Linked DNA regions of Mus musculus: all the other regions are linked to region 4. A link is a loop called in an ENCODE intact Hi-C map of the cell type or tissue named here. Cell type or tissue: left cerebral cortex. All regions are shown on one strand. Links, peaks and the distances in the headings refer to the core of each region. The heading gives the core; the rest is flanking DNA. Region 1 overlaps Sptlc2 (serine palmitoyltransferase, long chain base subunit 2). Region 2 holds the start of Tmed8 (transmembrane p24 trafficking protein 8). Region 3 holds the start of Vipas39 (VPS33B interacting protein, apical-basolateral polarity regulator, spe-39 homolog). Region 4 holds the start of Pomt2 (protein-O-mannosyltransferase 2).

What was found. A loop is a pair of places that touch in the nucleus more often than their neighbours do. Peaks named below come from ENCODE experiments on the same cell type or tissue, not always from the same donor. Only the 100,000 strongest peaks of a DNase experiment are listed, where the experiment ranks them.
Region 1: it touches region 4 in a loop (2.5-fold over the local background); 14 of 42 quality-filtered maps call a loop at or near these places.
Region 2: it touches region 4 in a loop (2.6-fold over the local background); 10 of 42 quality-filtered maps call a loop at or near these places.
Region 3: a loop joins it to region 4, with 4 times the contacts of the local background. A loop is called at or near these places in 12 of 42 quality-filtered maps.

What each region holds. Positions count from the first base shown.
Region 1 is chr12:87,331,097-87,338,737 of GRCm38, forward strand. Sptlc2 (serine palmitoyltransferase, long chain base subunit 2) reads right to left here. Exons shown (of 12, transcript NM_011479.4): 9 at 4,936-5,062. Among named protein-coding and RNA genes, the nearest start is that of Ism2, 35 kb to the left of the region's middle. In left cerebral cortex, for the core only: a CTCF peak has its summit at 4,002 (motif pointing left); DNase peaks (open chromatin) are centred at 2,902 and 3,994.
Region 2 is chr12:87,194,220-87,201,220 of GRCm38, forward strand. It overlaps Tmed8 (transmembrane p24 trafficking protein 8), which reads right to left and starts at 6,010. Exons shown (of 6, transcript NM_001033475.3): 1 at 5,867-6,010. The coding sequence starts at 5,984. Samd15 (sterile alpha motif domain containing 15) reads left to right here and starts at 6,289. Exons shown (of 4, transcript NM_001290288.2): 1 at 6,289-7,001. The coding sequence starts at 6,324. In left cerebral cortex, for the core only: no CTCF peak of the experiment used is centred there; DNase peaks (open chromatin) are centred at 5,013, 5,464 and 6,174; H3K4me3 peaks cover 2,252 bases; H3K27ac peaks cover 1,431 bases.
Region 3 is chr12:87,266,086-87,270,085 of GRCm38, forward strand. It overlaps Vipas39 (VPS33B interacting protein, apical-basolateral polarity regulator, spe-39 homolog), which reads right to left and starts at 201. Exons shown (of 20, transcript NM_001142580.1): 1 at 67-201. It overlaps Ahsa1 (AHA1, activator of heat shock protein ATPase 1), which reads left to right and starts at 643. Exons shown (of 9, transcript NM_146036.2): 1 at 643-836; 2 at 2,070-2,260; 3 at 3,790-3,872. The coding sequence starts at 757. In left cerebral cortex, for the core only: CTCF peaks have their summits at 639 and 1,814 (motif pointing right); DNase peaks (open chromatin) are centred at 288, 555, 1,084 and 1,835; H3K4me3 peaks cover 2,082 bases; H3K27ac peaks cover 1,170 bases.
Region 4 is chr12:87,141,788-87,149,341 of GRCm38, forward strand. Pomt2 (protein-O-mannosyltransferase 2) reads right to left here and starts at 6,115. Exons shown (of 21, transcript NM_153415.4): 1 at 5,384-6,115. The coding sequence starts at 5,841. It overlaps Gstz1 (glutathione transferase zeta 1 (maleylacetoacetate isomerase)), which reads left to right and starts at 5,920. Exons shown (of 9, transcript NM_010363.4): 1 at 5,920-6,057. The coding sequence starts at 6,043. In left cerebral cortex, for the core only: a CTCF peak has its summit at 5,682; DNase peaks (open chromatin) are centred at 5,341, 5,795, 6,163, 6,523 and 1 more place; H3K4me3 peaks cover 2,344 bases; H3K27ac peaks cover 1,798 bases.

The DNA of each region.
Region 1 (7,641 bases), core at 2,054-6,053, 190 kb after region 4:
TCTTGTTCAACTCCAGCACAGAGCTGGTCCCTGATAAATGCTGACACAAACATGTCTTGACAGCAGTGCTCTAGGCACTAAGGCACAGGACAGGGGGTCTGGCCTAGAGCTCAGCACTGGAGTAACTGCTCAAATGTGCAAGGTAGGGATGAAACCATTCACCAGAAAATTCGCTCTGCCTCTCTCCTCTTCTAATCGCTGGGCTTGGCTCATTGCCTCCTCTCCCCCACTGATCTGGATAGGTTTCTAAACAATCTTCATTAAAACACAGTAATAAAGGACAAAGCAGGAAGCAATCGCTCCTGGGCTCGGAAGGCAGTGCTAAGGTGGGTCAAACGTCCTGAGTAGCATGCAGTTCTCTACAAGATCATACAGATGCTTCTTCAAAGACAGCACTTGCCATCTCCTAAATTAGTTGCTGGATCATTTAACACCTCATTAGCAAGTCTATTGCTGGGTTAATTCAAACAGGCCAAACCTGAGTTTAATTAAACTTCAGCCTACCCAAGTTCTACAGCAGTAACAGAATTTACCTAGGTTCTTTAGAAGCCAAGTGCAGTGAAGTTTTCCATATGGAAGTGCGTTGTGCAGTCCCTGTAAAAGCCACCTGTTAAATGCATGTATCCAACTCACTTTGTCTTTGATGTGGCCATGGTGGTAGCATCCAACTACACGTGAAAAACACTGTACACAAAGCACTAAATTATTTTACATCCAATTGCAGTTCTGGAATTTTTTTAAACATCTTAGTTGATTTTTATGGATATTTTGATTCATTAAAAAGGTCTTGGATCTAAAATCCACTACAGAATGTGGTCAGTGATGCATGAAGGACAAGCTAGCTCTCCGGATTTGGTGGGCTTTTCAGAACTTCCCCGGACTCTTCTACTCACCTGCTCTTACTTGATATTGACAGTGAAAGAGAGCCAACAATGACAGTAATTCTAGGGGACACGGGAAGGCTGGCCAGGAGGAAGGAAACGGAGCAGTAAAGGCGAGCAGAACTGTAGCTCCTCCTCCCTGGCTGGCTGCAGCTTTCTGAGCAGCACTCTTCTCCTAACAGCAGCACAGACCATCTCACTTTGAATCTCATTTTAAGCAGGATTTAATATGCTTAATGAATTATTTTAAAGCTCTATTAAAAAACCAATATAGGAACATGCAACTTTAATAGAAATAAAAATGCTCCCTCCCCAGCCTCCTACTCCCAGGAAGCAGTGCTGGGTTTTGTCTGCCTTTCCTGGTTTTAAGCTCCACAATGTTAAACCTCTTTGTCTTGTTCCATCATTCCTCAGTGGAGTCTGGGAACGGTGTCCTAGAACATAGTCCTTCTAGAGCATGTTTTCTCCGTGAATCACCACCAATTTGCATAACTTTACATTTCTTCTTTTGGCTAGACACTTTCATAAATTTAAAAACATAAATGTTAAATTTTCTTTATAAATTTATAGTAGACTGTCGATTTTTTTTTATTAAGTACAGTAACAGTAGTGGGAGAGTATATTGAAGCCCTAGGGAATTTAAAGTTGTTTTGTTTAGCTTCACTCCATGGCCCCGGCTGGCCTTGACCTCACTAGGTTGACCAGGCTGGCCTCAAACCTTCAGCAATCATCGTGCCTTAGCTTGCCAAGTCTTGGGCTCACTGGCACCTGCTAGTATGCTTGGCTGGGGCAAGAATGTAGAAGCCTGTAAAGATGTCTGCCAACCTCACTGAAAGGTATCCAAGCTAACCTTACAAACACAGAGCAGAGACACACATACACAGGTCGCTCTGTGGTTCTAGTGACAGCTCAAAACAGTAATAACCTAAACATCCACTAACAGAAGGAACAAAAGGCTGCCCGAATACGCTGGAATGCTGTAAAACTGCAAACAAGTGACTGAGAAAATCACCCCCAACATGGGACTCATAATGAGAAAAACACAGCAAACTGTATTAAGATACATACAGCAAGAGTGGTTCGTGTAACATTTGAAAACACAAAGGACAGGGACAGTCATTATTAGAATCTGGTCTATTCCTACACGTAATAGAATGTAAAATTTCAGGTAGCAGAACCTATGTGACATAATTGAAAATAGGAAAAACTATATTGTGTCCTTGATTCATTCCAAATCTCCCCACCCTGCAAACGGTTTAAACACTATTCCATACTCACATACTATCTACCTGCTTCAGCCCTGCAAACTGAGAAACCGGCCTACGACTCTCCCATGACTACACTATTCACTCCTCTCGCCTGTATACCTCTGGTCAACAGACCTTAATGTGGCATTTCCTTTGAATGTAGTAAAGACTGCCCATGCATTGAAGGTCCTCTGGTATCTTCGTGTGCATTTCTATATATCATAGGGCATGCTGAATACTGTAATAATATGGCACAACACATTTTTATTGTTACTTTTTGAGACAAGGTTTCTCTATGTAACCCTGACTATCTTAGCTTAGTTCTGTGGCATCTGTGTAATGCTCACAAATTCTGTGGAACCCAGTCATGGCACAAGGATAGCTTATTTTTACTTCACAGGTCTGGGAACTCACTCTGTAGACCAGACTGTCCTGGAACTCAGAGAGATCCACCTGCCTCTGACTCCTGAGTGCTGGGATTAAAGACACGCACCACCACCACCTATAGCATAATATATTTTAGCAACTTAAGCAGACGGGTGCCGAGCCCTTTGAGGAAAGGCTGAATATGGCTCATAAACTCTCCATAGCTCCTCCTCAGACTTATGCCCAGCTACCATCAATTTTGGTGATGTCCAAGCAAAGCTCATGACAGAAGGTTTTGATTCAGTTAACTCAAAATTTTCAAGTTACTACAGCAAACATAGCAGGTTTTCCAACACTCAGTAAAGAAGCTGACAGATGATCCCAGTCCCCAGCCATCTGAGTTGTTCTAGCAGTGGAATCTTCTATTCTGGTCCCAGACCTGTGAAGTAAAAATAAGCTATCCTTGTGCCATGACTGGGTTCCACAGAATTTGTGAGCATTACACAGATGCCACAGAACTAAGCTTTGGTGGTGGCTTGAGAGGCAAAACCTGGAAAAGCAGTACTAATCCAACACTTTGTCTAATTGCCATATTTCATTTTCTCATCAGACATTTTTGATGAGTACAAATAAGTCATTAATTCATATGTACTTCATCATACAGATCTAGGCTCTGAGAAATTACCAACATTAACATTGATAGCATAGCTGTTAGCTTTTTCTAGTCTAAACCAACGGACCAAACTAAATAATCTGTATAACAAACTAGTAAGGCCACTGTACTTTCTGTCTCTGAATACATGTATATTTTATATCCAAACACATTCTCTCACATCAGAAAGAGAAGCAATACATCTATGCTATTGTGAACTCAGGAAGCAATTGACATGGCTTCAATTCTGTGCAGCATTAATACTTTCTTCCTGAATAGGCAAATGCATAAAACCAAAGATGACAACACTATTTCCAAAAGTCTCTTCATAGAGATAATAAGGATCTTTGACAGATAGGAACAAATATAAAGACAGTTTGGGTTTCAAAAAAGTCTTAGTCAAAATCAGTCTCCTACTTAACTGGCTCCAACATAGGCTGTAGCTCATCTATAGTGCCATGTAGCATACATGTACATCTATAATGTCATGAAGAGCCCAAGGCTAAGGATGTAAAGTCTGACATATCCATAATGCCTCAGAAGCAGCAAGCTAACAAGTTAAATTAAGTACATGTCATACTGCTAGCAGAAAACTTTGTTATCTTCTTTCTTTCTTTCTTTCTTTCTTTCTTTCTTTCTTTCTTTTTTCTTTCTTGATGGGCTAGGGTCTCTAATAATATAGGCTGGCCTCAGGATAAGGATGACCTTGAATAATTCTCCATTTCTGAAGTGCTGTGATTATAGCCTTGTATCACAATGCCCCATCCGTACAGAGACTTTTAAAAGTAAAAACAGAAAGCAAAGACTCAATTACCCTTCTTTCACAGTAATTGGTCAACACTGCCCTCTGGTGATTCAATGTAATAAACAAGGCAGCATCTTTTACTTTGATTCAGTTATGTACCTGCATCTCTTTGGATGTACATCTCACCAACGACAAAAATAGATTTAAGATGGCCTTCATTATGTATTGTTCATAAAATTAGAAACTTTAAAAAGGCTTAAAATCAAAGACTCTGGAAACATGCTATAGAAGACACACATCACTATGTAGTAAATTACATTTCCACATAAAACATGTGATTAAGAAAGACCCTGAAGGCAAATTTCCTAAAGTTAAAAGCACAGTGGGACAACAAGAAAGGTCTTATCGGGCTGGTGAGATGGCTCAGTGGGTAAGAGCACCCGACTGCTCTTCCAAAGGTCCGAAGTTCAAATCCCAGCAACCACATGGTGGCTCACAACCACCCGTAATGAGATCTGATGACCTCTTCTGGTGCATCTGAAGATAGCTACAGTGTACTTACATATAATAAATAAATAAATAAATAAATAAATAAATAAATTAAAAAAAAAAAAAAAAAAGAAAGGTCTTATCATGTGTAATTCAGACATGGTAGCACACACCATTAATCCCAGCACTTGGGAAGCAGAAGCTGTGAGCTCAATGTCAGCTGGGTCTATGTAGAGTCCCAGGATAGTCATGCATACAGAGACCCTGCCTATAAAGAAATAAGGGAGGGAAGGAAGGGAGGGAGGGAGGGAGGGAGGGAGGGAGGGAGGGAGGGAGGAAGGAAGGAAAAAAGGAGATGGAGGGAGGGAAGAAACTCTATACAAGGGAGCCAGTATAGTTATCAAAGTGTATTTAACACACTGAAAAGCATATGTGGCCAGTGTTGCCCTGTTGGAAGCCTGACTCCTTATTTAGGGAAAAACTTCAACGGAAACAGCACAATTGGCTGCTAAGGTTTTTACTAAGCCAAGGAAATGCTTCCTGAAAAAGACTTACCAAGACTGGTGCCATCCTGCCCCATGATGCACTTCATGGAGGTGATAATCTGTTCCATCACAGGCGGTGACATCGACGTGGCATACACAGCACTGTGAGAATGTGTGCGCAGGTAGTCTATCAGCTCCTGCAGAAGCAGAGGCAACATTAAGAGGCCGTTCCTGAGTACACAGATGTGTGTGACTACTTTCCCTTCAACAGCCTGGTGCAGGTGCTAAGCTGGGACTCAAGGTCAGCTAATACCATCAAAGCTCACAGCTGGCCAACAAGGACGCCAGAAACAGGGCAAAGCCAAGGTTAGGTCAAAGAGGAATTAAGAAAGTATTAACTTGCTTTTTCTTTTTTCTATTCTTTTTTTCTTTTTTCTTTTTTTCGAGACAGGGTTTCTCTGTGTAGCCTTGGCTGTCCTGGAACTCACTTTGTAGACCAGGCTGGCCTCGAACTCAGAAATCCACCTGCCTCTGTCTCCCGAGCACTGGGATTAAAGGTGTGCGCCACCACTGCCTGACAGACAATGATTTGCTTCTAAGTGGCCTGTGTGTCTCACCCTATATACAAATTGCCTGTCCTTATGCTCCTAAATAACATGTTTCCCTAGGCTGGGAGCAGATCACTTAGTGATGCTGTGAGCAGCTCTTAGCTGCTAAGCCAACGCTCCAGATCCTCATTTAAATCTTTAAATAAAACACGCATAACAAGATTCTAGTGTACTATTGGGCATAGTGGTATATGCCTATAACCCTAATCTCTGGGAGGATGAGTGTGGGGAGCCGCCCTCACATTCGCCGTTACAAGATGGCGCTGACATTCTGTGTTCTAAGTGGTAAACAAATAATCTGCGCATGTGCCAAGGGTAGTTTTCCACCCCATGTGCTCTGCCTTCCCCGTGACGACAACTCGGCCAATGGGCTGCAGCCAATCAGGGAGTAATACATCCTAGATGGAGAATAATTCTCCTTAAAAAGGGACGGGGTTTCGCCATTCTCTCTCTTGCTCTGGCTCTTGCTCTCTTGAGCTCTTGCGCTCTTGCGCCCTGGCTCCTAAAGATGTAAGCAATAGAGCTCTTGCTCTCTTGCTCTCTGGCTCCTGAAGATGTAAGCAATAAAGCTTTGCCACAGAAGATCCGGTTTGTTGCGTTCTTCCTGGCCGGTCGCGAGAACGCGTGTAAGAGATGAGGCAGGAAGATTGCAAATCTAAGGCTAGTCTGGGCTCCAAAATGAGGATATATCTTTAGTGAAGAGGAGGGAGCAGCAGTTGTATGTATCAAAAACAAATAAAAAGAGACGATGCAACTGTAAAATAGGCAATTGCTGTAATTTCCTCACAATTGCATCCCAAAGCACAAATATCTTGTATCAACTCTGAAATGATACCTTATATATATGACTTACTATCTTTAATTCATATCAATATATCATTTAACTCTCAAAGTAAGCTTTGTCTCATTAACAAAAAAAGGAAAAATCTATAATGAGATCTACCAAACCTGATTAGAAGCAACTGACAATGACTTTAGAGGAGTCTAAAGGCCATCACTTATAGACTCGTCTTTCTTCTGTCATCAGTGTCCTATCTGGAATGAATAGACATCTGTTCATGTCTTCCCAGGAAAAAAATTACACAGCATGGAAGTAATGATGTACAGCTCTAGCAGGATTTACTACAACAAGCCAGGTTAGGACTGTACATCCAGAATGACACAACAATCACAGGCCGAGGTCCCTGCCTAATGAGAGTGGAAGTGTTTTTTTGTGAGGAGTATGAATGATGCCTGCAGAAACACACCATGCACAAACCAAACGCAGTGCTCACAAGGGTTATGTAACATTTTGTGTAGTAAATGGCTTTCTACACACAATTCACAGCAAGGGTGGCACAGAACTAAACCCAGAAGAGAGCATTGATGAAAGATATCTGATGCCTTCATACAATGATGTGTGTGTATGCCAGCACTGTCCTGAGAATAATGCTCTTTGCAACAGCACTCACTGTCAACATCTATAAAGCAGCTACCATATTCTCCAGGGGTCTTTTTGTTTTGTGCTATTTCTTCACCTTTTAGAAACTTTCTTTGGTTCTCATCAAGACCAGTAAAACTGAAATTAAAATTATCAAATGTAGCATTTTGGTCTTCAATTTTCTGAGGCGAAGAAAGCATTGTGTGCTATTTAGAACTCTGACAGGCCAGGTGAGATGGCACGTGCACCTAATGCTAGCGTGTGGGAGGGGGAGGCAGGAGGATCAAGAGGTCAAGTCCTACACAGCAAGCACTCTGACTAGCAAACAAGGTGGTCACACATTTTCCTGACTTACAGACTTGTGCAACTTCCTGATCAGGTCTTCACAGAAGGACTGTCTGAAGTCTATTTCAAAGCTAATGAAAAAAATCTGCTTCTGGGGTGATCCGACTAGTTTAATAAGTTACATTCTAGCCACCAAATACCCATAAGATTGAACAGCCTGGCATCAAGGAGGGACAGACCTGGTATCAGGTCACAGGTTCCTCTCTCATGTGTGTCTTCCTTGGCAGTAGCACCATCTCCCATGTAGAACTGGTCCATAACCATCTAGCTCACACATCACAATTCTCAGGGTTTGATCTGACTGCCTGATCGTCAAACTCTGACAGATTCAAAGTACACAAGTAACCATGGTCAGAATTTATACACCTCACAACTGATTAAAGAAAACTGCACAAGGGAATCA
Region 2 (7,001 bases), core at 3,002-7,001, 52 kb after region 4:
AAAAAAGATCTGGCCGGGCATGGTGGCACACACCTGTAATCCCAGCACTTGGGAAGCAGAAGCAGGCGGATTTCTGAGTTTAAGGCCAGCCTGGTCTACAGAGTGAGCTCCAGGACAGCCAGGGCTACACAGAGAAACCCTGTCTTGAAAAACCAAAATAATAATAATAATAATAAATTAATTAATTAAAAAATATCTGTTCCTAAATGCAGAAAGACTCCAATTTTAGGGGAAAAAACCAGTGAAGAATGTTCTAGCACATGAGTATTTGTATATGTATTTCTTTTTTTTTTCAAAATATTTATTTATTATTATATGTAAGTACACTGTTACTGTCTTCAGAACCACGAGAGGGCATCAGATCTCATTACAGGTAGTTGTAAGGCACCATGTGGTTGCTGGGATTTGAACTCAGGACATTCAGAAGAGCAGTCAGTGCTCTTAACCGCTGAGCCATCTCTCCAGCCCCTGTATTTCTTTTCTGAATAGGTAGATTCTTGTTATTCAAAATTCCAAAGTGTCAAAACTCTACCATGAAAGCTTCCTTCTATGTTAGCTCCCCCATCTCCAAAGGCGATCAACACTATTGGGTTTTATGTAGTCTTCCAGAGAGACTTTATGCACGTAAAGGTAATGTGCATGTTTGTGTGAATAAAGGGAAGGATATAACATACATATACACATGAGTTTCAGATTTTCTACACTACTGGGACATTAGACACACTACTGCAAATTTTCTTTTTTTCTAGCTGCACCTCAGATACCTTATGAAGCTTTCTCATTCTTTTCTACAGCAAATATTTCATTTGATGAAAAACAAGTCATCAATTTATGAGTTTTCTATGGATAAACTTTTTTCCAAAATCTTTTACCACTACAAATGATGCTGTAATAACCTTGTATCCACATTCTTAAACAGGAATAAACCCATATAAAATAGACACTGCAAAGAAACAGGTCAATGGAAACTATGTTCTAATTGTGATGGATAGTAACAGTGTAATTTAGGTCCCCTGGAGAAAGGTACAACTATGTTTTGTGCACCTGTACCAACAGTGAGTCATTTCCATTTCTCCTTATCAGTCAGGCTACACAAAGTTCATATATCAAGAGTCGCTTCCCAGAGCATCTTTTTTTCCAAACAGCTTAATGTATACAGAAAAAGAAAGAAAGTTTAAGTTTAAAGGAATGCCCTAACTTACTCAAGAACTGCTGGCAAAAACAACTGTAGCTGTATTTGAATAGGCAGGAAGTGTAAGGAGAAAAGAAAAACATAAGTTTATTTCCTGGAGTATACAATGTGGGAAGATGGACTGTTGTGTGAGAGAGACAGGAAAAAAAACAAATATAAACACATCCTTTGGGGTTTCTGAAATCTAAACCACTAGGAACAAGGAAAAGCCAATTTTTCAGTAGTACAGATTTTAATAGGGCAGCCAAATGAAAGCTAATTCTCTGTATATTTCTAGAGAAAACAGGACAAGTTTTACAAATTGGAGGACAGCAGAGAAAGGCTTTTATTATTCTTTTTAATGAGTATGTATTTGTTAATCTTAGTATGATTATAAAAGTTTAATTTCTCAAGCTAGTACTATCACGTATAACATTAAGACTGAAATGAAAATTTAAAATAGTAACCAAATAATATTTGACTATGGTACTCTTTACTGTGACAAGATCAGTGTTAGGGTTCGTAACTGGCCAAAATCTTGGAACCAATGAGTGGAGGAGAAACAGGAGCTGGACGGTAACAGTTCGTAACTGATGGGCTCAACCAAACCAAAGCCTCCTCAAAGCCTGCTTCAAAGACTCTCTCTACATGGGACCGCTTCCTTTCCCTTTTGGTTTTTGTTGTTGTTTTGTCTTGTTTTTGTTTGGGGGTGTTGTTGTCTGGTTATTTTGTTTGTTTATTTGTTTGTTTTTTGTTTTGAGACAGAGTTTCTTTGTTATAGCACTGGCTGTCCTGGAGCTTGCTTTGTAGACCAGGCTGGCCTGAAATTCACAGAGACCCACCTACTTCTGATGCTAAATGCTGGGACTAGAAGTATGCACGGCACCAGCACCCAGCTCTGGACCTTTTTCAAACTATGATTTTCTTTCCAGGCTAAGAGTGGCTCAGTCTCATGTTACAGGTCTGAGCTTACTGTCTATTCTCTTTACTGGGAAGCTAAAAAAAGGGCAGGTTTTCCCCAAAGTGTCTGAATATTAGGTCAAGGTTTCTTTAGAATTCATTTCCTAAGACTTCCCCTTCACTAGACAGCTGCAGAAATAATTAGCCTACCTTTTTTTTTTTTTTTTTTTTTTTTTTCAGAGCAGAGGCCCAAAAGCAGGTGATGTGGTTAGAACTGGGAGGCTTACAGGAAAGCACATCAACTGGGTGATGCTTCAACAGAACCCAGTGACCATATAGCCCAATTTCTCTTCAGTGCCCAAGGCTGGGGTATGACAGACCTCAGTGTTCATTCAGGTAACACTGGTTGTACTATACCTCATGAACTGAAGTAAAACATGGTAACCAGCCATCGACACTGTAAAAATGCAATAACTATTCTTTTTAAAAGCAAATTATTAGCATGTCAATTTAAAAATCAGAATAGAAATTAAGAAATAAAAACAAAAAGACGTCTTGGCATAAGCTTCCAGCCAGCACTCTGTCCCATCCGGCAGAGAGCCGCTCCATTTCCAGTCCTAGCTAACTTAACAAGAAACGGTCACGGACATGAACCACTCCATCCCTTGCAAAAGGACAGACTGCACTGCTCAGTCTTACACTAGAACCATCACCAAGTTCACCTGCCCATCTCCAGGCCTGAACATCAGACGCTTGGTCATACACAGCAAACTGAGTCCTTGCTGAGGTCATCACAAACACTGCCCTTTATCTTCCCCAGTGTAAATGTAGTTCTCTGAGCTATTCTTCACCCCTTTTGCTCCCAGGTTAACTACAGGGCGTACTCGCCCGCTCTAGTCCATTTTTAGCTCCCGAAAAAAATGGCACGGGAGCCTAATAAACTTACGAACAAGCTGCAGGCACTGTTCTAACTCTCTACAGATGCCTGCTTCCCTCTGTTCCATGTGTGTCCTCATGGTGACTCCCCTGACTGTGTGCGAATCCTCCTGGTCCTTCTCCCTTCTTCCTCTCTCATTCTTCCCTTTCAATTGCGACTCCGGACTGGAATCAGAAGTCCCGCCCTACCCTCTTCTGCCCAGCTATAGGCTGAATCAGCTCACTGTTAATCAATCAGGGGAGATGGAAAAGAATTATCACACATCACCGAGACAGGAGTTGCTCCAAATATCATGACATTGTCAATGTCCAAACTGCAACCAGATCTCTGGGCACAGCAATCGGCATCTGAATACACAGTGCACAAAACCACCCCCACCCCAGTACCCCAGGGCTCTGTAGACTTCAAAAAAAACCTGCCTTTAAGTGATGTAATACGTATTCCTCAGAGAGTTTCATGATATAAGGAATGATTCTCCTCTGGGGAAAAGAAGAACCCAGGTGCCCCCAAATAAAAAACAAAAAACACCAAAAAAAAAAAAAAATTAAAAAACAATCACAGTTCCTAAGACTCTAGGAACACCATGACCACTAGAGACTTTGGCTTACACAAACATACATCCTTCCTTTTACCAAAACCTCAGCAACAAATACCGGTGCTGCATGGTAAAAACACATTCTTTCTTGTTATTCTGCATACTGACAAACTCCTGAAGGAATAAAGTACACTGAAAGACTCAAACCCTCAGTTCAATAACAAATGAATATCCACTCATTTTCCCCTGCTGTTTTCTAAGATAACAAAAAGCGTCTTTCTGTCTCCTCCCTTTTTAGTGTCTCTACGTTAACTCAGCTCATTTTCTACTGGGAAGTGGCAGCACACTCCCAATTTTGAGCAGTTTTAAAGTTTCACTCCGGAGTCTATAAAACCCCACTAAAGTAGCATTGCCCCCGAGCTTCAGAGACGAAGCTTAAGTCCAGGCCTGAGTTTCTTTCGAATGCAGCATTTCTAACACGTGAGGTAGACCTGCAGGCCAAGGACCTTTTAATAGCCTATGGCTTATAGTTTGGCTGTAATAGCTGCTTATAGCTCCAATAACCAAAAATGTTGCCAGATGTTGCCAGATGTCTCCTGGGGTGTCAAATTGCTCCTGGTTAAGATCCACCACTCTACCCCAAGGAGCATCCTTGGTTATTACTGGATGTTCAGTCAAATCTTTGCACTGTTACCTTCACCTCCAGATTCAGCCAGATATTTGCAGAACTTCCCACCCAACAAACATTTGAAACACAAGGTGTTAAGAGCACTCCAGGAATATGTTAGAAAATAGATCTGATATAAAGCAAAGACACTCGGGTATGTTCACCACAAAGTGAGAAAATGAAAGACAAGTTAATGTGTATGTAATTTATAATTATTGGCACATATAAGGGACAGGTGCTTATAAAACATATACCTGTATAAGGGCTTATATGTTTAATCTTTATAATCTTTCAGAAAGTACACTTAATTTTTTTCCCCTTTTCTTTCTTGGTAGCACTAGGGACTAACCCAGGGCCTCGAAAATGAACTCTACCGCTTAACTACATCCCACCCTAATTAGAATTTTTATTACCATAATATCAAATATATGTTAGCATTGTTTACCACAGAGCACAAAAAAAAAACCCTTAAAAATAGAAAAGACAAAATGTATTAGGATGTTTTCAATAAAAATATTGTCCGTGATTCACAGCTGGGGGGGGAGGGGTGCTCGTGCAGCACCACACACCAGGGGCATGGAGAAAAGCCACTATGTTGAAAGATAGCAACCAGGAATACCTTTTCTAGTAATTTAGTTGTACTAAATCAGACTTTAATCTCCTCCAATTGCTTTGTACAGCGGGCATCTTGGGTTGCACATCAAGTACTTTAGTCACAGTGGCTCACGATCCTCCCACCGATGCTGTAAGGCACAGGTACTTTTAGAACCCACATCTTATACAAGAGGAAACTCAGACATGTTTAGAGAAGTTTAACCAATTGTCCAAGGGCACTAAAAGTGAGGATTCACATTCCAACTAAGCATCAGGAATCCACAGCAGTACCTCAGTCACTGTGACAGCTACTTTGAGATCTCGATAAAACCAATCACTTGCACTTAGTGTGACCAGATCTCTCCCCTCTAAAGTATCCTTTTAGTCGCACGCCCCTGTGATGGTCACAAGGCTGAAAGGTAACAGCGCGATAGACTGTGCCTATAGCTTTTGGACACTTAAGTAAAATCACACGAAGGAACTTGTGTGGTCTGAAATGGAGACACCGGCCCAAGCAAGAGGAGGGGTGGATCTCGGAGAACGAGAGACATCACCAAAATTTCTACTGCAGCCTCTAGTTCCTGCCTTTGCTTTCACTATCAGGCTCCTTCGAGACCTCAAAGCCTCCTTATTCTGGCTGCTTTCCATCTCTCCCACTCTCAAGGATGCAAGGGACGGAGGTTGGGCGCGGGGGCCTACGCTAGGGCAAAGCGGGGTTCTGAGAGGAAGGCGGGCGCCCCAGCAGACGCCGGCAGGAGCGCGCGGAAAGGCAGGTGGGGTCGCGCGGAGAGCCAAAGACAGGGGCAGGGGTGAGAGCGGCGGGAATGGAGGTGGGATGCGGACCCCGACTGAAGCCAAAGAGGCGCGGCGGAAGGAGCCGGACTGCCAAGCCGGGTGCTCCGAGAAAGGGAGCGGGACTGGAACCAGGGCATTTCCAAACCGCGTAGAAAACGACCTCGAGCGCAGCCGCGGGCCCCGTGACGGTGGGGACCCCGGTCGCCCGAGGTGCGCGGCCCCGAGCCCAGAGGCACCCACCCTTGCAGCGCCCGGGGCCTTGCGTACCTGAGGCGGCCGCCTGGCTCTCCTCCACTCCCCGTCGGTCCCCGACGCCGCCCGCCGACCCTCGGCGAGCTGCGGGGCTCCAGAAGGCCGGCCCCTCAGCTGCCTGCCGGTCCGACATCTGCAGCCCGCGCCGGGAGCGGCTCCGCAGCCAGCGGCTTGCGGCTCCGGAAACAGCCGAAGGCGAAGCGAGCGCGGCAGAGGAGAGCCGAGCGGAGCCGAAGCGAGCCACGGGCCGGAAGGAGCGGCTGGGCGGCAGAGGGTAGCGCTGGCCTGACACGTGAGAGGGGCGGGGGGGGGGGGGGGCGTGCTTTTTCGGTCGCCGGTTTTTACAGTCCGCACTTGGAAGGATCGACAAAATCTCGGGAAGAGTCTGGAAAACCCCGCCGGAAATCGTGGTATCCATAGAGACGCTGTCGGAAGTTGAGGTTGCTAGGAGGCCTTGGGCGCATCGACTGACATGTCTGAAGTCTCAGGAGATTATAATTCTGACTCCGATGAGAGTCTGAGTCTGCAGCCTAAAAGAACCAAATCTGGTAAATTACATAATGCTAACGCAGACACCTTGTTTGAGGTAAGCTCTAAGCTGTCCCCAAATACTGACCGAGACCCAGGAAATGTAGGAAATGTGCCACTAGAGCCAACCAGGACACGCAAGGGGGATTTGGTGCCCGTAGGTAAAAATCATGAGGTGCCAGACCTACAACGACAGGACGTTTCAGTAGGTGTGTTCAAAGGACCACCTACAAGAACAGGTACACAGCTACCAACAAAAATAGATCCAGAGCAGAAGACACCAGATATTCGAAGTGAAAAACTAAGAAAATCAGTTGAAGAGGAAGCTCTACCTCCATCCAAGATGACCAAATCGGAAAAGAAACAAAAAGAGTCAATTAAAGAAAAAAGTACAGAGCCATATGAGGTAACTAAACCTAAGTTCCCAGACCGGAAGCTAAGGAAGTCTACTGAGGAAGCAGATCTCAAACCTCACTTCAAGTCCACAGAGCAGTCAGGCACAGAGCAACCTGAGCAGACTAAGTTCCCAGACAAAAAACTAAGACAGTCAACTAAAAAGAAAGTCTCAGGGCCACTGGAGGATTTTGAAGAAGAATCAAGAAGACCCATTGATGAAGCAAGT
Region 3 (4,000 bases), core at 1-4,000, 120 kb after region 4:
AAAGGGTGCGGAGAGGGTGGGTTCACCTAGACACGAGGCCTAGACAGGGGCTTGGGACACCCTCACCTCTTCCACACCGAGCGCTCCTTCTCAGGACAGCGCCAGGCTCAGCCGCTGGACCAGCCTTTCTAAACAGGCTGTGAGGCATAGAGAAGAGCAGAAGGGGACAGCGGAGAAGAGTCTGAAGAAGGTGAAAGGAATACCCGCAAAGCATCCTGGAAGTTGTAGTTCCATAACCTCTATCATTCTTTCGTCCTCCCTGCGGGCCGCGAGGCTTCTGGACTAGCATTCCCAGAAATACTAGCGCATAGTGCTAGGTCATTTCCTTTACTTTCAGCATGACCTTCCGCAGTTATCGGAAGGGTTGGTTTAAAGACTACAACTCCCATCAGGCTCAGCAAGGTCGGTTTAGGGCCCAAGGAGACAATGAGAGGAATATTTTGTGTCCTAGCCGGTGGGGATTAGGATCTTGAGGGCCTAGACTTAAGAGCTTTTAAGATAAACTGAGAGAGCTGGAAGGAACGCCAGAAGTTACGGAACCTACGGCTCGGCGAGCTGGAACGGAAGTACCCGGTAAGAGCGAGGAGGAGCCGGAAGTTAAGGCTGGGAGGGGGTTGGGGTGGAGGGAAAAGCAAGCCAGGAGGTGCTGTGCTGCTTCTAGTAGTTTCCAGGCGCTGCCAGGCGGCTGGGACCGAGCGGTCCTCAGGCTGTGGCTGCGGCTGCTTGGGAGCTGGTAGCGGTGCGATAAGTGAGCTGATGGCCAAGTGGGGTGAGGGAGACCCACGCTGGATCGTGGAGGAGCGGGCGGACGCCACCAACGTCAACAACTGGCACTGGTATGGGCCAGCAAGACAGGCCGCAGGAGCACTGTTAACAGGCTAGGGGTTGGAGGTGTCTGGGACCTTGGCGAGTACGGGACCCAAGTAACCCTGGCCTGGGGTTGGGCGTGAGTCCTTTCTGTAGCAGGGGTCCCCTCCATCCCTCGCCACCATCACAGTCTTAGGGGCGATGGGTTCGACATGGACTGCTGAGTCCCCAAGGAGGAATTTCAGAGCGAGAACAGAGTGCCCTAGTTGCTGCATCCAGCCTGAGCCGGGTGATACTTCCTACACGTGGCCGCAGGCGTCCTTGAGATCCAGACCCCTGCCGATTGTGTTGGGAGTCTGCTGGGGAATTCGAGAGCTCCAGGCGCGGTAGTTGTTGGTTTGCGGGTTACAGTGAAAGCAAAAGTCATAGGGGACTACTGCCTCAGTCCAGCGTGAGAAGCTTTGGAACGTGATCTGCAGGGCACTTGGAGCTTCGGGATGCTGAACGCAATGCAGTCTCCTACCCGGAACTGTTAAGTTCTGTTGTAACAACTCCAGGTTGCCCGGCAGTCATGATTTTACAGCCTAACCGGTCTTGGAAGCTGCCTCATCTCTCAGAAATCTTCTGGAAACAAAGTTATTTGGAGTGCCACTGAACTTTACAGACATTATATTTTTTTTCCTCAGTTATAGCTTTTTGATTTTTAAATAGCTGTACTAGAAGGGCAAAGAATTGATTTTTACCGTCTTTTTTTTCCCCCTTCAACCTGTCTCTTTTTAACATTCTACTTGATGTAATTTTTCTTGTGGACTTTGTGACACTGTCTAGAGGATGTAGGATGTGTAGGGCAAAGTTTGAACACTGAACGGGACACAACACTGTTAATGAGGCTAGCATTATTGTTGGTTTGTTTTGTTTTTTTAAACTGAAGTTCTTAGCAAAAATGCTTGCTTGTCTTTGCTCTCCTGACTTAAGCAGTATGGTCACATCTTTCTTCTTGGCCAAATGGGGGCGCCATTTTAACGGTCAAGGCTCATTGTGCTAAGACTGGAAAGTATTAACTTGGTTTGCACAGCACCTCTCTTTGTTGACAACTCGCCACCCCTTTGGATTCCTAAAAGTAGCATGTTTGTGGACATTCTAGGGTAGAATTGAGAGGGTTGGGTTGTTTTCTGCCTCCTTTAACCTTGCAGTCACCTGCTGAATGAAACAGTGCGTTCTCCTCTTGACTGCCAGCCCTTAGCGCTGCTTCTGTCTTGCAGGACAGAGAGAGATGCTTCAAATTGGTCCACAGAGAAACTGAAAACCCTGTTCCTGGCCGTTCGAGTAGAAAATGAAGAGGGCAAGTGCGAGGTGACCGAAGTGAACAAGCTTGATGGGGAGGCATCCATCAACAACAGGAAAGGCAAACTTATCTTCTTCTATGAGTGGACCATCAAACTGAACTGGACAGGTAAGGCCTGCCAGGCTGCCAGGGAAGAGGTTATAGCCCCGTTGCCATAGCTCTGATCCTTGCTGGAGAGGTTCTGAGCACTGACAAACTCTTGAAGAGAGAAGACGGTGTTGCTTTGAAGGCAAGCGGCATTGGGCACTCAGTGGGACGCCAAATGAATTTATCTGCTTGATCTCGTCAGTTCCATCATTTGTCTCATGAATGAATGATTTTTAAAAGGGGGGGATGTTTCTTTTAGCTTCAATCACTTTCTACTTCCAGTGCAAATCTTATATCACTGTACTATCATAGCTAATTATACATCTGATTTGGGGCTGTTTTACCATCTTATAATTTAATGTCCCTTCTGTAATACCCCTAGGGGGGAGAATTGGGCTGAATGGAATATTTCCCAAGTGAGTAGTAAAGATGAAAGTAGATAGATCTGTCTATAATTTTTGCTTTTTCAATGTATATCTGAAGTATTGTTACCTAGAAGGAACTATATATATCTTGTCTAGTCTCCTTTTTATATAATACACTGAAAAACTGAGGCGTACAGACACAGAGTGAGTTTTGTCATAGTTAACATGTACCCTAAAACTTAGTCCACTATGCAACAACAGTTACTCAATTTAGAAAGAAAAAAAAAAAAAACAACCCACAGGGTTGATAGGATAGAATTGATCAGGTACCCATTAGATGTTGTTAACACATACCTATAGTCCCACCACTTGGGAAACTGAAGATAGGAAAATGGCGGTGAACTCTAGGGGGAGAGGGAGAGAAGTCCTCCATCCAAAAATGTCTTTAAAGAAATCGGGGACCAGAGATTGGAGTTCAGTTCCCAGCACCCATTTATAACTCCAACATGAGAAGGCTCTGACCTCTGAGGGCACTTGCATATGTGTGTCCCCCCAACCTCCACACACATGCACACGTAATTAAAATGAAATCTAGAAACTAAAACTTAATACCAGAGTTTTATACATGTGCTGAGTATGAAATACATTCATACTGTAATCAGGATGGTGGGTGGTTTTTTCCTGAAAGAAGCTTGAAGTGTTGTGTTTTGGCCGTCAGGGGTTGTAGCTTGAGGGCCCTTGTGAGATCACAGAACGGGTCCATCTAAGGCAGAGGGATCAGCACATACCGATGGCACCTTACCTGACAGATGGCAGAGATAGGACAGTGACAGATGTCACATAGTTTTCTATGTTCACATCTTACTTCTAAATTATAAACTCACACAGAAGCAAATGCAGAGTGGCCACAATCAAATTCTCCATGGCAGGTGTTCTAACAACCAATGCTAGTGGCTACCCAGACAGGCTCGGGGGACCTGAGCTACTGCCAGTGCCATGCTATAATAAGTCATAACAGCTCTCACTCCACTGTGGGGTGAGGAAAGACATTAGGGGTGCCAGTGATTGCTTCTGGCACGTGGCATTCCCAGAGTGGAGGGTCACAAGAAGCCTAAGTAGGACACTGCTCTGGCAGGACCTTTCCTGCAAAGGAGGTGGCTAATGAAATTGCATTGCTTTTGACAGGTACCTCTAAGTCAGGAGTGCAGTACAAAGGACATGTGGAAATCCCCAATTTGTCTGATGAAAATAGCGTGGATGAAGTGGAGGTTTGTGTTTGCCGAGTCCTCGCTTGCTGCCTGTTGTCCCAGATGAGACACGTGATTCAGTCCCCACATAGTACAGGCTCAGGCTGAGGATGCAAAAAAGCAGTCTACGGGTACATTCCTAGCTTTGT
Region 4 (7,554 bases), core at 3,555-7,554:
ATTTAGGACTTTCTCTTCTACTAGCACCCATAAAACAACAGCAAGTTAAATTCTTAGTTTACAAACAAGCTAAAACATATCTAAGACCTTGTCAAGGAGGGGCCCAACATAGGCTGATGACGTGCCTAGCTTTCTGAACGAAAAGGGATAGGGCTGAGTCAGATACAAATACAAGAGAAGACATCCTGGAACCTGGTGGTAAATGTTCTTACCCAAATGAAGCAGTGGGCAGCAGGAGTAGAAACTGCTCCTCTGTTCTACTTATTAAAGAAGCTTGAGGACCTGACTGTGGATACCCAGCAACCATGTAAAACGCAGGTATGGCAGAGTGCCCTTTATCACAGCATTGAGTATGCAGGGACAAGATCCCAGGAGCCCAATGGCCTGCCAGCTCCGAATTCAGAGAGAGCTCATCTCTCAAAAAATGAGTGGAGACAGACAAAGGAAGATATTCAATATCAACCTCTATATGTGAACACACACACACACAAGTGAACAGGCAAACACATACCCATTAAGTACTGCTAGAATACTAAGCTAGTCACTAGGATAGCAGTGCCACCTGCTGAACACAAGATACTAAACACACTCTTAAAAAGCCAGTTATTAACTTCTGTTGAAAGAGTGCATTACCCCACCAAACCCTCAGAGTTCCTTCCATTTCCTCTTTAGAAGAGATTATCTTGGAGTTTAGAACAAACGGCTCAGGAGGCTTCTCTGTTCTACATAAAGCAGCAGGTGTCCCTTTGGGAAAAACTATTACCTAGTCCACTCCCTGAAACACAGTTACCAGGTCAGTGGGGCCCATGACACAGACCTTCCTTACAATGCCAGTACCTAGTCCTCTGGGGGTTAAAATGCTATCCACTGGGTAGCAGAAGCCGCTCTGACCTACAGACAACTGTGCTGGATAGTTCTGTTGTTGTTGCCATTGTTTTTTTTTAATGTGTATTGGTGTTTGTCTTGTATATATGATTGTGTGAGGGAGTGGGATGCCCTGGAACTTGAGTTACAGACACTAGTGGTTGCTGAGAATTGAACCCAGGTCCTTTGGAAGTGCAGTCAATGCTCTTAACCACCAAGCCATCTTTCTAGCCCTATGTTGGACAGTTTTATTTATTTATTTTTTAATATTTTTATTACATATTTTCCTCAATTACATTTCCAATGCTATCCCAAAAGTCCCCCATACCCTCCCCCCTACTTTCCTACCCACCCATTCCCATTTTTTTTGGCCCTGGCATTCCCCTGTACTGGGGCATATACAGTTTGCATGTCCAATGGGCCTCTCTTTCCAGTGATGGCCGACTAGGCCATCTTTTGATACATATGCAGCTAGAGTCAAGAGCTCCGGGGTACTGGTTAGTTCATAATGTTGTTCCATCTATAGGGTTGCAGATCCCTTTAGCTCCTTGGGTACTTTCTCTAGCTCCTCCATTGGGAGCCCTGTGATCCATCCAATAGCTGACTGTGAGCATCCACTTCTGTGTTTGCTAGGCCCCGGCATAGAGACAGCTACATCTGGGTCCTTTCAACAAAATCTTGCTAGTGTATGCAATGGTGTCAGCGTTTGGAAGCTGATTATGGGATGGATCCCTGGATATGGCAGTCTCTAGATGGTCCATCCTTTCGTTGGACAGTTTTATGTCAGCTTGACACAAACTAAAGCCAACTAAGAACCTCCGTTAGGAAAATGACTTCAGATGATCAGGCTGTAGGCAATTCTGTAGCACATTTTTTAATTAGTGATTGATGTGAGAGGGTCCAACCCATTGTGGGTGGTGCCATCCCTGGGCTAGTGGCCTTAGGTTCTATAAGAAAACAGAGTGAGCAAGCCATGAGGAGGAAGTCAGTAAGCAGCACCCCCTCCATGACCTCTGCATCAGCTCCTGTCTCCAGGTTCCTGCCCTGTTTGAGTTCCTGTCCTGACTTCCTTTGATAATGAACAGTGATATGGAAGTATAAGCCAAATAAACTCTTTCCACCCCGAGTTGGCTTGGATATGGTGTTTCATCTCAGCAATAGCAAACCTAAGTAAGATAACTCTGGCTGGCTGGCTGCAATCAGAGTTGAAGGGTCTGACAAACCAATTGAAAGACTATGTACTGAGAAACTCATGCTCTCAGCGAAGTGGAAACTGTCTGTCCACTGATGGAGTAGTCTGGATTACTCATGCAGATACCCATCACAAAGGATGTACTCTGATATGACTAGTTAGAGGTTCCTAATCAAGCCTACACTATCCAGCTGCTTATATTGTTCCAGTGGAGAAACAAATATGGTGGCATGAACTGACTGAGCATAAATTTTAAAGGACTATGGGTCTCTGAAGCAGAAGCCACCATGGTATACCAGACTCCTGCCAAAAGCTGGCCACTTGCTTTGCATAGGACATTGACTACCTGCTCCTAAGAAGCTCTGTGCATCAGGACTCTGTTCCCAGCTGAGGCTCTCACCAGTATTTCACTGCTGCTGTTGCCTTCTCGGGTTACAGAAAGGCTGAGGCTCTGGTTCCATGACTCTGGAGAAACCACTGTGATCTTTAAACTTAATGTCCTCTTATTAGCTTTCCAAACCATCTAAGTGTGACAGTGGCACACCTTTTTGTCACATTAGTCATGTAACAATGAGCCAACAGTCAAGGTAATAAACATGTAACCCATGTTCCCATCATCAATAAACAGCTGATATTGCCAAGCATTGAACTTTTCCTCAGAAACTTTCCCTCCATCACCTTCTCCTGGCCTACACACTTTAAAAAAGCAACCTTGTCCTAATGTAGTCATCCCCAGAAAAAGTCATCTCCTCATGACTACCAACTGGGTAATAATCAGGAAAAGGGAGAGGAGCTATATCAAGTTACTCAGACACACTTAGGTTTCCATGACCATGGTATGTCTTTCTTCTTAGTGACACCCTAGATCAGCAGAGAAGGGTAAGGGAAGATGACAATACTCATATTTAATTCTAGATTCATCTCCTGTATTGTCTTACTGGAGTCAGATGGCCTACAGTTTGATAAACACAATACTTGGCTAAGTACAAGTCTCACACAATGCCACCCGTGTCAGAGACATAATAGGTCTTTACAATGCCCATAGTAAAAAGGTCTAGATAGAAATAGGGTACAACAGGAGAAAAGGCAAACAGAAACTGGTGTGGCACACACTACCTTCCTGGGCAGAGTTGTAGGAATGAAACAACCCTGAAGAAGAAAGACATTAGAGCACTAGAGATATAATACAGTGAATGGAAACATTAATTCTCTCTTTCTCCTCTAATTCTAACCCCAAAGCCAGATAAGATTCAGATGGGCCACCTAAGACAAGTGGCAGCTTATGATGGTAACAACCTGTGGCTGCAAACAGAACTCATGAACATCGACATGGACAGTCTTAAGCTACTCTTGATGTAGCTGATGACATCAGCACCAACTCTCAAAAAACAGCTCACTGGTACACTTGCTAATGCACTGATGGTACAACTTTCTCTCATTGATACACTCTATAGAATGTATCATATATGAGTCTCTAAAGTACTAGGGACCTGAGCTATGCCCATACAATCATGGAGGCTCAACCACTCCATAATACTGCCTTTGAGACTTAACCAAATCAATGCAGTGGTGGTCTACATCACAGTGAGTGATGGTCCACATAAAACTGAACTGAATGACCTGCATCTCTTCAGGTAATGTGTTAGTATTTAAGGAATAGACATGGGATGTGCATTTTAATTACCGCCAATGATACCAAAGATCAGAATCAATCGAAACTGCTTTGCACAGGTCATAACTGGTAGACTGTTCTTAGACTATATTCATACTGCTGGCCCCTCATCAGGACTTATTTGTAAGAGGCTGAGTCCAGGGCCCATCACCCCCCTGCTTGGAGTTTCATTGACAGCAGCCGTAATTAAATCATATGAGACAAACTGAACAGATGTGGTTTCTGCCTCTGTCAGCCATGCTGATCTGAGTAGCTAATAGAGTTGTGGATTAACATGAAACATCTGCCAGAAACCAAGGCAATGCATGATGGAGGGGTAATAAAGCCAATTGGGAGAGAAAGCCCTTCATCAATGTCCTGGACAGCCAGGCAGTGGTGGTGCACGCCTTTAGTCCCAGCACTTGGGAGGCAGAGGCAGGCGGATTTCTGAGTTTGAGGCCAGCCTGGTCTGCAAAGTGAGTTCCAGGATAGCCAGGGCTATACAGAGAAACCCTGTCTCAAAAAACAAAACAAAACAAAAAACAATTCTCTCTTTCTCCTCTAAGTCTAACCCCAAAGCCAGATAAGATTCAGACGGGCCACCTAAGACAAGTGGCAGCTGATGATGGACAACCACACGTGCCAAGAATGTACCTAGGATGCCCTAACTGCATTTGACCTGGGCCATTTCTTAGGGCTGTGCTTGCAATAAGAGATATGGCAATGTCTCCTATGAGAACAGAGCTAATTAAGGCTTGTGAGTGTTAAAATAGATTTCCCAAACTCGTTAGTCCTTGGCCATTATGTAACCCACTGTGGGTACACCTATCTCTTTGGGATACAGTCATGTATAGTAGGATTTGACAGGGGGTGGAAGAACCTAACTCTAAAGGTGCTGATATTCATTCCCCTTCCTGTGATTACGCCTTTGTGTTTAACCCAGTAGTTACAGCTCCCAACAGTCATAAAATGCACCTAATTTATTAATTAGCTTCACAGTAATTTATTAGTTTCCTATAGGAGCAGCCCTGTCAGTGTGTTTGCTTGCTCTTGAGTAAGATCCACTTGTGACACCTTCTATGCTAAGTTTCTGTTTGGTGATATAGAGAAGATAAAACATCCCTTCCAGCTAAAGATCAAGTAACTCTGTGAGCTTGGGAAATGGAATTGAACCAAGCCTCAAGCCACCATCTGTATCATACAAAGTAAGGCCTAGAAAATAATTCTCACAGGATAACACCAGACCTGTTGCTCAGAATCTGTGCCGCCATCTCCCGATACCCAAACTATCCTTACTCTATAGGAATCTTTTTCTTTGAAAATCACGCTTTGGGAAAATTATGTTCTACGAATTTACTAATTTCTCAGCCAAGTTCAAAGAACCTCTGAGTATCACCATTTTAAAGCCAGGTGACTAGAAGACATGAGGACAACTCCTGCAAACTCCGAGTGTGGGACCCCCACCAGGGCAAACCTATTCTCCGAGGTTTGACACACCGGAAAGCTTTCCCCAGCCACCCCCTACTCCCCTCGAAATACAACTGAGTTTCTCTACCGCCAAGGACCTGTCGTGCCTCCGATGAATCCCGCCCACTTCGCGCCCTCAAGCCAATCAGAGGGTGGCGTCACTCCCTCTCAGTTGCCATGGTGCCCGCCAAGTCCTTTCCGCCACTTACCAGATGTGAGCAGGCTGGTCCAGCCGGTGAAAGCGGGTGGCAAAGGACAGCAGCGTCACCACAGCCAACGTGGCCCACCACCCTGCCGCCTGGAAGCGCCGCGAGCTCCAAGCAGGCCGTTTAAGTTTCCGTGCTGCAGCCTGGGGGACCACGTCTCGGCTCACGGCTCTGGCAGCCTGCGGCACACAGCGGCCCCTACGGGGACGCAGCTCGGAGCCCGCTAGGCCACCGCCTATGGCCGGCGGCATCCTCCCCTTCCGAAGGATCACCCTCCGGGCCGGAGGCACGCCGGGTCTTGTCCGCTGCCCCGTCAAGGGGTCATAAGAAGGCGTCTCGAGGTGCCATGGGATTTGTAGTTCCCTCCGTTTGCCGCGGAGCGCCGGGCCCCGGGCTCTGGGCGGGGCGGAAAGTGTGGTGGCCGCCCGGGCAGCTAAGAGGCGGCCTGAGGCGTAGAGCATTGCGGGAGGCGGAGGGAAACCAAGGACTGACAAACTCGAGTCGGCTCATGAACTACAACTCCCAGCAGCTCAGGGGGCGGGGGCGGGGCCAGCCCGAAGGAGGGAGGCCATCTAGTCCAACCTTCGCTCTCTGGACCCCGCTAGGCCTCAGTCATCTTCTAGTCCCGAGAGCTGACTTTCTTGGCCGGCCGACCGGGCGAGATGCAAGCCGGGAAGGTCTGTGCCCCACGTCCGGGGATGAGGGTCTCTCCTGAGAAACGCGGAGAAGAGCTGTGGGGGGGGGCGGGGCTGAGAGCTCGCTTCTTCGCGTGGCGCCACAACGACTCCCGGCGTGCACCTCGGCGCCCGCTCACTCTACACCTGCGCGCTGGCCGCTGAACCTTATGGTGGTGGTAGATTGGGCCGGGAAGGCTAAACTTGGAAGCTTTTGAGGGGCGTCCAATCGCGCTTTTCCCTGCTTCGGGTAGACAGACCTCTTCTAGGGCTTTCAAACATGGTTCCCTACTTTGCAGTTTCGCGGCGCCCTTCGTATGTCTCTCAGGGGACCTGGTGGTCCAGGCATGCACCAAAGGCAAGGGGGAAAGATGTGACTCTTTAACGACGTTAATAATCACTTGTAGTATCTGCTCAGGTTTCTAGTTTTGTCGGTTTGGCTCTAAGAAACGATCTTGCTGTGCAGCCCAACCTGACTTTGAACTTTGACTCTCCCGCCCCCGCCTTCCAAGTGCTGGGATTCCAGGCTGTGGCATATGGAGCGTCCAGGGTTTAAGTCGAACTTCTTTAGTCCACCCTAGAGCCATTTGTATTTAAGCCATTGCTGGAATGGAGCTGCGAGTGTGTTTTATAAGAGACTTAAAATTGAGTCTCTTAGGAGGGCCGATATGTAGGAAGGCGGCACATTAGATGCAAAGGACATTGCATCCGGTTAATATAGATTTTCCACATACAGATGTGATTTTTCAGGATTTTAATCATGTAAGAAATGGTATAAAAACAGCTAGGGATGTACGCAACTCTGACGTAGCTCCTAGCATGGGCCGAGTCTCCCACAACAGAAAAACTGCAAATTTAAAGTCGCCAGAATGCATGTTTGAGTTGGAAACATGATCCTTCCCGGTGCTAATTAAACGGACATTCTACTTGATATTAAAAAGTAGCTGTTCAAGTGCAAAAATCGCCAGGTGGTTTGCTGTTAGTGCTTAGCTGTGATTTCTCTCCCTGTTTATCTAAAAGCACATAGGAGACAAGCCTCCAGATGCTCTGCAGAGAGGGTTAGGATTGTCTTTATCAGGTTAACTGATGTGGGAGAGTGACACCATTCCCTGGGTTGGGTCTGGCTGGGCCCATAATAAGGGGGAAGTCAGCCAAGCACCAACACACAGCATTGTTCTGTTTCATGCTGTGGATGCATAGGTTACTTACCAGCTGTTTCAGGCTGCTCTTCCCCCAAACCCCACCCCACCCCCACCCCAGGTGACTTACTACATCTTGAATTATAAGCCAAAATAAACCACTCTTCTTTAGACTGCCTTTGTTGGGGCATTTTATCATAGCAGCAGGAAAAGAAACTAAAATGATATATAAGAAAAAAAAATAATAATAGATGTAGGGTAAGATTCCAGCTGGGTGATGGTGATGCATGCCTTTAATCCCAGCACTCGGGAGGTAGAGGCAAGCGGATTTCTGAGTTCGAGGCCAGCCTGATCTACAAAG